Linked DNA regions of Homo sapiens: region 1 is linked to region 2. The links are chromatin loops, found by intact Hi-C in ENCODE. Cell type or tissue: uterus. All regions are shown on one strand. Region 1 overlaps CDH23 (cadherin related 23). Region 2 overlaps UNC5B (unc-5 netrin receptor B).

Region 1 (2,500 bases), 320 kb after region 2:
AGTTAGGCCCCACATAAAAGTTGATTTCTCACGTGGACGACTAGGCTAGCACAGGTGGACAGGGAAACCCTACCCCGTGTAGTGGCTGAGGAGCATGATCTGCAGGTCCCTCGGTCCCTGCAGCAGGGAAGAGGCAGCTGGAAGGCTAAGTACCAGCTCTTCTGTGCTTCATCCCAGAAGTGGCTCCGTGACTTCTACCCAATGACTATTGGCCAGAACTAGTTATGTGCCCCCACCTCACCACCAGCAGGCCAGGAAGCGTGGGGAAGGTGCCGAGTAGTTGTCTCTGCCACAGAGAAGGAGGCATGTACAGGGCGTGGCACAGCGCCCAGTACGTTAGCCGTTGTCATCATTCAGGAGCCGCAGCTCCTGACCAGGCCTGAGTCCAGCGAGTGCCACCAGATGTAAGGCCGGAACCCCCCAGGACTGCTCACCCCAACTGGTTGGGGGCAATGTAACCCTGACACCTCCGATTTTATCTCAGGCTGCCTTTGCTAGAAGCACTTTCTGAAATGTCTGCAGGAATGCCCAGGAGTATCTGGGTCCAACCCGCCTCTAGTGACCGCCCCCCACCCAGGCTCAGCCATTGGCACACCCGCTGCAGTCAGGGCACCCAACCCCACCAGGGACCATTCCCTGCTCTCCATGGCTGTTTTCCCAAGGGAGCTGGTCAGTGTCTCTGACAGTGCAGGCCTGGCCTCCTCTTCTCCAGGGCACAATAACTTGCAGAGACAGAGCCAATGAGGAGAGGCAGCCCAGGAGCCCAGGCCACCCAACCCTGAGGTCACCTTGGCCATTTTCCAGCCTCCAGATGGGGCGGCCCCCAAACCATCCCTCATGTGGCACCGGGCTCATTCCTCAATAAGAGGGAGGGATGAGTTGCTTTCGGCCCAGCCCTGCTCTCGTGTATCTCATGTTCTTCTCTGGAGGAATCCGGAGCTGGCCGGGTGAATGCATCAGAGGACCAGTCTTGGATATAGGGGAGGCCCCATCATGATGGAGGATCAGGCCCAGGGACCCCCGTGTAGCATTTAGCCACATTGTCAACAGGAGCAAAAGAAGGACTGCAAAAGCAGTTAAACATTGCCTGAGTGTCCAGAGCCAGAAAAATCAGGGAACCACAAAGAGAAATCAGGCAACTGTTAGAGAAAAGATTTTTAGAAAAGTGTTGTTTCTTGCCAGTCCATTTCTGAGGAAAAAATACATCTGTTGGGATTTGTGTCTGGGTTGAAGGTGACTCTGGATTTGCTTGGTGTGGCAGGAAAATGTGTTCGTTGAGTAAATTCTCTGAAGGGAAGGGAGCCAGCAGAGCAGTCAGAACCCTCTGTCCCAGGCTCTGTGGAGCCACGTGACTCTCACATGCCCACGATTAGTGTGAGGATCCCACTAAATCTAACTCCTGATTGCACTGAATGGTGCACGGGGGTGGGGCATGCTTAGTTTGGCTCACCAGTGTAATCCAGGCCCTCATGCTCTGCCTGGAACGTTGATGGCACTCTGGAAATGAGCATTGGTTGAGTTAATGCATGGTTAAATGCCCAAGTATCAGCGAGATGGCCCAGGGCTTTTTCCAAACCAGGTCTGGCTGAGTTTGTGTAGCAAGGATGACCTCAGAAATCCTCTGCGGGGCAGTCGAGGGAGCTGATGCAAAACAGAAAGGGAAGGAAGAAGCAGTGTAACCTCTCCATAGGAACTCTGTGGCAGTCTCTCCTAATGAGGATGCTAATCGAATTCACTGCCGCCACCAGATCGAAGATTCTGCTCAGTCTCTCACTGAGTCTCAGACTCTGCTAGACCATTCACAACAACAAAGGTGCTTGAAAGCAGTCCTTTCTGTCTCCCAAGGACTCCATTCACATTGTCAAGTCTCACTGAGTAATTTCTTTTCCTTTGCCTGGCTATAGAAAACCCACAGACACCAGGGAAGGAAAGGACAGGGTGGGCTGAAACCAGCAACAACCCATTTGTACCTTGTGACAGTTGAGATGCAAATAGCTGGTTGTGATGCAAATCAGAAAAAAAAAAATCCAAAAGGCAGAAGCCCCAGAAGTCAGCCTTGGTGTTGGGAGCTCATCTCTGAGTTTCAAATTAAAGGTTGTGGCAGCCTCATTCCCCTGCACCTGGTGGCTGGGCGTTTTCTTGTGTCTTCCTTGGTGTTCTGGGGAGCCACGGTGAATCGGCAACTCACTCACCCACCTGGAGTCCTATAATGTATATATCCTTAAACCCCCTGTGCCGCCCTTGCCCCCAACATATTCTTTGTATTTTCTCCACTTGGGTCAACTTTTCCTCTCCTGGCCTTGCCTGCAGCCCTCCCCTGCCTCACCTCATTAACATGCCTGGAAGCTGAGTCAGCCACTGGCAGTCCTGTTTTCCCTTCTGCATGGGGACAGTTTGTTGCGCGGGTTGGAATTTTCTGTTCAGTTGTCCTAGAAAACGTTCCTCCACTTAGGCGCCAGTGGATTACCTCTGTGTGGCATCCCCCTCCGAAGAGTCAGAC
Region 2 (2,500 bases):
TTCTCCTGAGGGTGCAGGGGATCCTTCTCATCTCCTGGACCCTCCAGGGCACTCTGGTCCCTATTCCCCAGCTCCTAGGCAGCTGAGCCGGGTCCCTTAGGGGAGGTGACCAGGAGCTTTGGTGCAGGGAGCTCTTGGTGGGGCAAAGGGCTGGACCCCTGCCAGGTCTGTGGACATGGTTATATGCCCGGGAGAGGGGGGTGCAGGGCCCCAGGGATGGCCCCCAATCCCACCTCTGTTTATTCTGTAAACTGCAACCTATAAATAACCTTTAGCATTCCTATTGTAACAAAATTAATTTTTATGAAATAAATTATATTTCCTAGTCTAATAAAATCCGGGTTGCATTTGGCTGTCTTCCTGTTGGTAATTGGGAATGACTCCGTTGCTCTTCTCAAAATTCCATGGAAGGTGGAGGTGTCACTGTCAGTTCAGAGCTATCTGACCCCCAGGAGATGAGCAAGCCCAACTGCCTCATTTTATAGAAGGGAAAACTGGTTCAGAGAGGGGTAAGGACTTCCCTAGAGTCACACAGCAAGGAGGAGCCTGTGGTCCATCTGGATCCCGGTCCTTGTGCATCCGGATCTGTTCAGGAGTTTGTCATGTGAGTCTGCCAGGGGCTAGGTAATGGTTGAGAGGGATGACACAGAGATGAAGCCCCAGCATCCCTGTCCGTCTCTGAGGAGTTCAGAAGGGGGTATCCCCAAGGGTGCTGAGGCTGTGAGGTCAGTTCAGAAACCTCACCTAGGATATATGACTATTGTGCAGGCTGAAAGGGAGTGATGGGCAGGTTGGGATCATATGACTCCGCCCCAGGCTGCCAGGCATGGTTGGGCAGGTAACGCACTGGGCAAGAGTACCATATCTAAAGGGGAGGGTGGCTCCATTCCCATGTATGTTGTAGATTTGTGTATTTGCTGAGATATTTCCAGCAGATGGCAGTAAAGGGTCTTGTGCTAATAAAAGCAGTACCTTGCTATTGAGGAGAGGGTGCCTTGTTCTCACGTGCACAGACGTGCTGTAAGAAGACTGGCAAGGGTCCCATTTCAGCTGGTCCCCTCCACCCTGTGGACCTCAAGTCTTTCCCTTTATGAGTTGAGTCTGGCCTGAGAATTTCCCAGCATGGATTGCCTGCTCCATGAGTAGATTCTGCGGTGTCTTAAGTTTGGGGTGAGAGCACCCTCTGGCCCCATCTTGGACAGTCATGTTGCCCAATCAGCATGTTAAAGGCTCTGAAAAGCCCTGCAGGAAGCAGCTGGTCTCATATTAACACAGACATCCCAGATAGATTTGGCCTTGGAACTTGTTTTCACAGCCTGACTATGTGGTGCCTATAGGCCCTGCCAGCCCTGACTTTCTGGGACCTGTGGCTCTGGGTTCTATGTGGCTGTATCACCTAGCTGTCCTCCTGGGAATGGGGAGCACCTGTGGGCTGGGTCTGAGACTGAAAGTTACCGAGACAAGAGAAAACCCATGTCTGTCCTCTGGCGGAGGAGGTGGGGCAGGCAGGGCACAATGGCACCCACCTGCATGCAGACCCCCAGGCTCAGATCATCATCTTTCCCTGGGGACCCAGAAGACCTGGAGCGGTCACATTCAGCATGACCTTCCTAGCAGAGATGATTTGGGGGTAAGGATTTATAAGGGAGAAGAAGAGGAAAGGGACAGCTTCATGAGGATGGGGGGTGAAGGGAGGGATACAGGAGGCGGGCAGCAGCCCAGCTAAGGGGTGGGCAGAGCCAGGTGTGGGGCAGCTATTTCATGCAAGTAGCCCCTACAAGCAGGCAGACAGTCTGGGGTCCCCCAGGAGTCAAGGCGACCCATTTAAACTTCATTCTCTACCTGCCACTGTCCCTTGGAATCTCAACTAAAACCAGGTTGGGCAGCAGGTGGGGTGCAAAGAGCTCTGGTGCTGAAGGTAGGGGTCCTGGGTCCCAGCCCTGATGCTGTGGAGTCACTATCCTTCCCTGAGCCTCAGTTTCTCCATCTGTGAAATGTGGGGCATAGATCTGCTACCCTGTGAGAGCCCTCTGGCTGGTGTAATTCTGTAATTGGCAGGGTGTGGGGTGGGGGGTCCTGGCTCTAGGCAGGAGTGTGACAGCTGCACCCCTTGAACCCTACTTTCTGTGCCAAGCCCAGGGGATGGTTGAGGGACAACCAGGAGAAGGCAGCAAAGGGGCTGGTTGCAGCCTGGGGCTGTGCGGGTGCCCAGTGAGGGGTCAGAGCCAGTGGCACAAGACCCTCCCAACTGGCCAGCCTGGCACAGCCAGCACACTGCAGGCCTGTCACTCATAAAAGTGTACCCCCTTCTCCACTAGGGACCCTAAGAAGAGGAAATCCACTCCAACTGCAGCTGACAGCTTGAGGTCAGACACAGTACTGCCCAGCAAATTTTCAAAACCTTTGTCCATTTTAATTGAAAATGACACATGCCTACCGTTTAAAAAAAAAAAATCAAGAGGTACAACAGAATCGGTGAAAAGTAGATTTCCCTCCTTCC

Evidence for each region. Peaks named below come from ENCODE experiments on the same cell type or tissue, not always from the same donor. Only the 100,000 strongest peaks of a DNase experiment are listed, where the experiment ranks them.
Region 1: it touches region 2 in a loop (4-fold over the local background); 9 of 110 quality-filtered maps call a loop at or near these places.

Annotation. Positions count from the first base shown.
Region 1 is chr10:71,620,002-71,622,501 of GRCh38, forward strand. All of the region lies in intron 11 of CDH23 (cadherin related 23), which reads left to right. Among named protein-coding and RNA genes, the nearest start is that of C10orf105, 99 kb to the right of the region's middle. RefSeq lists an enhancer at 2,207-2,500. In uterus, no CTCF peak of the experiment used is centred here; DNase peaks (open chromatin) are centred at 1,370 and 2,340; H3K27ac peaks cover 2,073 bases.
Region 2 is chr10:71,302,529-71,305,028 of GRCh38, forward strand. UNC5B (unc-5 netrin receptor B) reads left to right here. Exons shown (of 17, transcript NM_170744.5): 17 at 1-336. Among named protein-coding and RNA genes, the nearest start is that of SLC29A3, 15 kb to the right of the region's middle. RefSeq lists an enhancer at 1,412-1,912. In uterus, a CTCF peak has its summit at 956 (motif pointing right); no DNase peak of the experiment used is centred here.